Linked DNA regions of Homo sapiens: all the other regions are linked to region 2. A link is a loop called in an ENCODE intact Hi-C map of the cell type or tissue named here. Cell type or tissue: HepG2. All regions are shown on one strand.

The links. Peaks named below come from ENCODE experiments on the same cell type or tissue, not always from the same donor. Only the 100,000 strongest peaks of a DNase experiment are listed, where the experiment ranks them.
Region 1: it touches region 2 in a loop (12-fold over the local background); 31 of 110 quality-filtered maps call a loop at or near these places.
Region 3: it touches region 2 in a loop (5-fold over the local background); 10 of 110 quality-filtered maps call a loop at or near these places.

Annotation. Positions count from the first base shown.
Region 1 is chr6:151,668,053-151,670,552 of GRCh38, reverse strand. It overlaps a transcript of ESR1 not described here. Among named protein-coding and RNA genes, the nearest start is that of ESR1, 140 kb to the left of the region's middle. In HepG2, no CTCF peak of the experiment used is centred here; a DNase peak (open chromatin) is centred at 1,502.
Region 2 is chr6:152,276,831-152,279,330 of GRCh38, reverse strand. It overlaps SYNE1 (spectrin repeat containing nuclear envelope protein 1), which reads left to right. Exons shown (of 146, transcript NM_182961.4): 98 at 1,051-1,242. Among named protein-coding and RNA genes, the nearest start is that of SYNE1-AS1, 100 kb to the left of the region's middle. In HepG2, no CTCF peak of the experiment used is centred here; a DNase peak (open chromatin) is centred at 1,400; H3K4me3 peaks cover 588 bases.
Region 3 is chr6:152,337,719-152,340,218 of GRCh38, reverse strand. It overlaps SYNE1 (spectrin repeat containing nuclear envelope protein 1), which reads left to right. Exons shown (of 146, transcript NM_182961.4): 75 at 853-978. Among named protein-coding and RNA genes, the nearest start is that of SYNE1-AS1, 42 kb to the left of the region's middle. RefSeq lists a silencer at 1,463-1,592. In HepG2, a CTCF peak has its summit at 1,496; no DNase peak of the experiment used is centred here.

The DNA of each region.
Region 1 (2,500 bases), 610 kb after region 2:
TTTCTCACATATTACAGAAGGATGTATTCATTTATTTATTCAACAAACGTTTAACTGGGCTCCTACCATGTGCCAGGAGCCAAGGATACTGTGATGACCAGGCAAGAGGTCTCTGCTGTAATGAAGCTTATACGTTGGTGAAGAGAGGCAGGCAGTACACCAATAAATAAATAAACAAGGAATCACCAAGTGAAGATCAATGCCATGTAAAGATGGAAAAACGGGTAATGTAAGGAATGTTGAATGGCTACTTTGGACCTGACGGTCAGGGAAGGACTTCGGAATTTAAAGTGAGAGCTGGGTAAGACAACAGATTCAGCCAAGTAAGAAGCTGAGGGAAGGGCTCTGCAGGAAGATAGGCTAGCTAGAGGAAGGCCCGGCCACGACCATCTTGGCAGCTCTGAGAAAATGCAAGATGTGCAAATGGCAGCGGGGGAGAATGGAGGAGTTACGGCTAAAGAAACAGGCCAGAGGCTGGCCCTGGTGGCCTTTGGAGGACCAGGTAAAGAAAGTAGATGTTATTCGAAGTGCAAAGTGAGGCCATTTTTCCTCCCTCCAATACTAAGTTTTCCCCATGCACTTACTCCCGTACTTTTGTCGTGGATCTAAATTTGCCTCCAACAAATCTTCCGTGTCTTCCATTTCTTCCCTCTCCCATGTGTCCTTCTCCCCAATGCAAATGTGTTTTACAATCTCTCATCCATTATAAGAAAAACCTTGTGTTGATTCTGCTACTCACTCCACGTCTCATTTATACTCATCTGCACTAAATTTCTTTAAAAGTACCCTCGTGATAGCAAACACATAGACTGTTTATTACGGGCCAGGCTCTGTGCTGGGAGCTTTCTGTTTCTGAACTCCTTCCATCCTTCCAACAGCCCTACCAAGTGGTTACATCATGATCTCCATTTTACAGAAACTAAGACCACATAGTAACTTGCCCAAGGTAACTCAGCAAGCAAGTGCCAACCCCAAGATCCACATTGAAACACTCCAGCACCTGAGTCCCTGCCCTTCACCCTTGGTTCGGACTTGATACCCCACCTCCCCAGGTTGTGCTGTTGCTCTCTCACACTTTAGAATCAGGCTTTTGCCTCCTCAGGTTTCTTGAGCAGGTTTCATGAGCAGGTTTCTCGAGGACATCATTGTCCTTTACTCCTCCACCTTCCTCAAATTCTCTGTAGGCTTGTTATTGAATACTTTCTCCATGGTGGAATTCACCCCTCCTGTACTTCCTCAGAAGCTCACATTTAACCCCTCTCCCCACTCCCCCAACACTACCCCCTTTCCAGAAACCAGCAACCCCAGCCTGGGCCGCAATGCAGCTGCTTTCTCACTTGTTCTGTTCTCCCCTGGATTCCCATCTCTCTCTCTCTCTCTCTCTCTCTCTCTCTCTCTCTCTCTCCCAGCTCCCAAAGAGCTTCCTACCACTGTTGTGAGTCGCCCCGAAGCACGGCTCTGGCCAACAGCTTGCTCAGAAATCTGCAATGGTTTCACATTTCCTCTAGAGCAAAGTCCAGATGCCTTTAGCCTGGTCACAACCTGCCTTTCCAAATTAATTTGTCATGAGTCAGCTTCATGTAACCTGACATGAACCCTCACTATTCTCATAAATGCCAAGTGCTCTCCATTCTCCTTGCTCTTCTCTCTACCTGGAATGGCACCCCCAATCTCTAAGTGGCCAAATCCTGCCATGTTCAAAGGCCAAGTTCAAATGCCCTTTCTCTAATAAAGTAGTGTTTCTGCTCTTTTAAATCTTTAACAGGAAAACCAAATGGAGAGGACCCATAGGAAACCCAAGTGTCTGGCTTATCCCACTTCTATGGTTTGAATGTGCACCCTCCAAAACTCAGGAGTTGCCAGTGCGATAGTATTAACAGGCAGGGCTTTAAGAGGTGATTAGGCATGAGGGCCCTTCCCTCATGAATGAAATTAGGTGCCCTTATAAAGGGAACTGATAGAGTTTTTCTGGCCGGGTGCAGTGGCTCACGCCTGTAATCCCAACACTTTAGGAGGCCAAGGCAGGCAGATCACGAGGTCAGGAGATCAAGACCATCCTGGCTAACACGGTGAAACCCCGTCTCTACTAAAAAATACAAAAAATTAGCCAGGCATGGTGGCGGGCGGGCACCTGTAGTCCCAGCTACTCAGGAGGCTGAGGCAGGAGAATGGCATGAACCCAGGAGGCGGAGCTTGCAGTGAGCCAAGATCGAGCCACTGCACTCCAGCCTGGGTGACAGAGCGAGACTCTATCTCAAAAAAAAAGAAAAAAAAAGGGTTTTTCCTCTTTTGCCCTTCTACCTTCTGCCATATGAGGACACAGTGTTCCTGTCCTCTGGAGGCACCATGCATGAAGCAGAAACTGAACTTTCATCCGACAACCAATCTGCTGGTGCCTTGATCTTGGACTTCCTAGTCACCAGAACCACGAGAAATAAATTGTTTTGTAAATTACCCAGTCTCAGGTATTTTTTATAGCAGCACAGAATAGACTAAGACA
Region 2 (2,500 bases):
GTGCAGAATTAACATAAAAACAATGATTTATAAGGAAAGTAAAACTTTTTTTTGTTTTTTTTTTTAGTCTTTTTTGTTTTTTGTTTTAAGTCTTATCTAGGAAGAAGAAAGGCTATTTTTCTTTTTCTCTAATTTAGTCTCCATTTTAGAGGAGACCTTGTCTCAAAAAAAAAAAAAAAAAAAGAAAAGAAAAGAAAAATTGAGAGGCTCAGGCAAATTTTTTATGGACCCCTCTAATACCATAACAGACAATTAAAAGTCACCAGACACAGTGGCTCACACCTGTAATCCCAACACTTTTGGAAGGCTGAGGTGGGAGCATTGTTTGAGCCCAGGAGTTTGAGACCAGCCCAGGCAACAAAGTGAGACCTTGTTTCTGTTGAAAAAATAAAAAATTTAGCCAGGTGTGGTGTCACATGTCTGTGATCCCAGCTACATGGGAGGCTCAGGCAAGGGGATCCCTTGAACCCAGTAGATGGAGGCCGCAGTGAGCCATGTTCATGCCAAAGCACTCCAGCCTGGGCAACAGAACAAGACCCTCCCTCAAAAAAAAACAAAAACAAAAAAGGGCCAGGTGCAGTGGCTCTCACTCCTGTAATCCCAGCACTTTGGGAGGCCGAGGTGGGCGGATCATGAGGTCAGGAGATCTAGACCATCCTAGCTAACACGGTGAAACCCCGTCTCTACTAAAAAACAAAACAGTAGCCGGGCATAGTGGTGGGCGCCTGTAGTCCCAGCTGCTCGGGAGGCTGAGGCAGGAGAATGGCGTGAACCTGGGAGGCGGAGCTTGCAGTGAGTCAAGATCGCTCCACTAAACTCCAGCCTGGGCGACAGAGTGAGATTCTGTCTAAAAAAATAAAAATAAATTAAAAAATATAAAAAAAAAGCCTACAGACTACTTACTCGTCAAGGCCGTGGGAAAACTACAAAAAATCATGAAAGCCTGTCCGTTTCGTAAAAGACTCCAAAGGGCTGTATTTCACTGTGGGAAACAGTCTTTGCAGAGGCTGGGGAGATGTGTGAGTTTCATTCTTATTTCTGTTGCTGCAGAATATGCTGGTGGAAATAGAGCAGAAGGTGGTGGCTTTATCAGAACTGTCAGTCCACAATGAGAACCTGCTGCTGGAGGGCAAAGCTCACACCAAGGACGAGGCCGAGCAGCTGGCTGGAAAGCTGAGAAGGCTCAAGGGGAGCCTGCTGGAGCTGCAGAGAGCCCTGCATGATAAGCAGCTCAACATGCAGGTGAGGGTTCCAGCCGCTGGCCCACAGCTGAAAGTTGGCACACTGTTCACGTGCTCCTTCTAAGGTTTGCCAGGTAAAGGAACAGGTTGGCGGTGACGCGTACTTGTGTGTGTACCTGCTTTACGCTGACATTTTAGCATGCAGCTTTAAGTTTACACTCTTGGACTTTGGCAAACATTTGCAAATAGATTTTGTTAGGACTACTAACAACAGCTGTTCAGCGGAGTGGTGGAGGCAAAAAGCACTCTGACATGAAAGTAACAATGAGAGGAGAGGAACTGGAGAGGGAAAGTAAAGGCTACTCCAGGAGTGTTGCTGTAAAGTGGTATATAGAGGAATGAGATAAGCTATAAGGAGAAGTGGGTCAAAGAAAATTTTATCTCTTTTTTTCTTTTACATTCATCACAATTTGAGTATTTCATTTTAAGATCAGAAAAATAATAAGTTTACACGTTGATGGAAATAACTCAATAGAGGAAAAGTTGGTGAAAAAGGAATGTGGGCAGGGCGCCGTGGCTCACGCCTGTAATCCCAGCACTTTGGGAGGCCGAGACAAGCAGATCACTTGAGGTCAGGAGTTCGAGACCAGACTGGCTAACATGGTGAAACCCCATCTCTGCTAAAAATACAAAAAAAAAAAAAAATTAGCTGGGCCTTGTGGTGGACACCTGTAATCTCAGTTACTCGGGAGGCTGAGGCAGGAGAATTGCTTGAACCTGGGAGGTGGAGATTTCAGTGAGCCGAGATTATATCACTGCACTCCAGTCTGGGCGACAGAGCAAGACTCTGTCTCATAACAAAAAAAAAAAAAAAAAAAAAAAAAAGAAAAAGAAAAAGGAGTGTGATTGCAAGAACAATCTTCTTGTTGGGGAGGAAACGGATAGGATAAAAAGTACACAGGCCAGGTGCGGTGGCTCACACCTGTAATCCCAGCACTTTGGGAAGCCAAGGCTGGCAGATCATGAAGTCAGGAGATGGAGACCATCCTGGCTAACACGGTGAAACCCCGTTTCTAATAAAAATACCAAAAATTAGCCGGGCATAGTGGTGGGCGCCTGTAGTCCCAGCTACTTGGGAAGCTGAGGCAGGAGAATCTCCTGAACCTGAACCTGGGAAGCAGAGGTTACAGTGAGCTGAGATCGCACCACTGCACTCCAGCCTGGGAGACAGAGGGAGACGCCGTCTCAAAAAAAAAAAAAAAAAAAAAAAAGAGTGCAGAGTTTGGTCTTCCCTACCCTTCTTGCTAAGTAAGCCAGGG
Region 3 (2,500 bases), 61 kb before region 2:
GCCTGGAATGTTCTTACCTTATGCCATGCCATGCATTCAGGTCGTTTCCTCAGAGGGGCCTGGGAGATACACTGTCCCTGAAGTGGCAGTCCTTCTTCCTCATACGCTATCTGCTTAGCACCTTGATTTTCCCACATGATATTTAAAACTACTAAACATCCCAGTGCAAGTTTGTTTATTTATATATTATTTATCTCCTTCCTAAGAATGTCAACTCCCTGGGAGCAAGGGTTTTGCTTTATGGGCTGCTCTATGCCCAGTATCTAAAATGGAGCCTGAGTAGAATCTGCGCATCTGCAAAGAAACACATTTCTTTGTTTCTATAAATAGATTAAAGATCCACCTGGAGAAGCCTTTCTTGGGCTTGTGGAAAGAGAATAATACAAGATGAATCTCCTGCAAAGTAAAGAAGCCCAGACATCTGTGTTTTAACCTCACTCCAATGAAACCTACCAACTCACGGACCTTTGCCTTCTGTCTCTAAGATATGCAAAAGCATGTTAAGAGGCAGGACAGCGTAGGCTACAAATTCTTTCTCTGGAATGGAAAATAAGCTGGCATGTGAGCAAATAATCTGGAAAGATTATAGAAGTTTCTTGCGTTTTCCCCTTTCCCAGACCATACAGAATACTTTACTTACAAGGAGAAGCAAATGGTGGACAAATAAATCCCCATTGGTGATTTAAATTTTTTCCTGTGAGTCACTAATATATGTCACTTGAACACAATGGTGAAAACACTGAGCATAGCAAGACTATTTTTGAAATGTCAACAGAATATTCCAAATGATACAAGTATTTGCTATCTAAATAGCTGATGCATCTCTTTCACTCTGATAACTGCCTTTTCCAGGTCAAACACTTCAGAGCTTTGCAAGAGCAGGCAAGGACCTACCTAGATCTCCTTTGCTCCATGTGTGACCTGTCAAATGCTTCGGTGAAAACCACAGCAAAAGACATTCAACAAACAGAGCAAACGGTAAGAAAATGAAAAATCACATTGAATTTGTTTGTTTTATTATATTCTCTTGCTTGAATGTTTCATGTGAGATTGAAAGAAAATAGCTCTTGGCTTGTTCTTGCTGTATGTAATGGTTCTACAGCCATTATAATAAATAGATATTTGAATTTCAGCTAACTCATAGAAAATTAAGCACATCCTGACATTGATGACATCAGATTGGGACTGAATCACTTAGTCCCATTCATTCGCTGCCCATTAGAACCTTTCTTTTTTCTCCTCCTTAATGACCATTCTCTCAATTTTCCTATCTTGCCACACCTTTTTTTGTTCTTTTCTCCTTTTCCACCTTTTTCTTTAGGCAATACTTAATATGAAAGGGGCTCTTGACCCTTTCTTTATTATATCAAGGATGTCAAAGAGCATGCCATCTGTCACAATCCTTCTAGTTCATTGGTAAAGTGTGGTGTTCAGAAGGATTTTGAAACTGTCTGGGCTATGATGAGCTAGCAGTACCGGCCCACACAGACAGATGGCAGCACTGGAGGCGTATTTTCCCGGCTGCTGCCACTGCAGCCTTAAACTCTTCCATGAAACACATTTGGGTTTGTTTGCTCGTTTGTTTGTTTGTTTGTTTCTTTATTTTGAGACACTCTGCCAACCAGTCTGGAGTGCAGTGGCGTTATCATCACTGACTGAAGCCTCAACCTCCTGGGCTCAGGTGATCCTCCCACCTCCGCCTCCCAATAGCTGGGACTATAGGCACACACCATCACACCCAGCTAATTTTTATACTTTTTGTAGAGACAGGGCTTCGCTGTGTTTCCCAGGCTGGTCTCGAACTCCTGGGCTCAAGCAATCCTCCCTCCTTGGCCTACCAAAGTGCTGGGATTACAGGCATGAGCCACCACGCCTGGCCCACACTTGAGTTTAAAAGAAAAATAAGACTTAGTTTTGGTATTTAATTTATTAAATATTCACAGAACAGTAAAATGATTCACAGGAAAAAAATGTCAAAATAATAAGGTTTTTCTCTTTAATATTATCAAATCTGTTTTTAAATCCTTACAAAAGACGATGTAACCCATTTATTTTATTTTATTTTATTTTGGAGAAAGAGTCTCACTCTGTTTCCCAGGCCGGAGCACAGTGGCGCAATTTTGGCTCACTGCAACCTCCGCCTCCCACATTCAAGCAATTCTTGTGCCTCAACCTCCCGAGTAGCTGGGACTACAGGCACACACCACCATGCCTGGCTACTTTTTGGTATTTTAGTAGAGAAAGGGTTTCACTGTGTTGCCCAGGTGGGTCTCGAATTCCTGAGCTCAGGCAATCCACCTGACTTGGCCTCCCAAAGTGCTAGGATTACAGACACGAGCCACCATTCCCAGCCAATGTAACCCATTTATTTTTACAGAAATGATTTATTGAAACAAATTACACAGCTTCAAAAACCAGTGAAGCAGATCAAAGACATATCCAAAACATTAATAATTCAGCATGTTGTAAGACAGATGAACAAATGTGCAACAGAGAATAA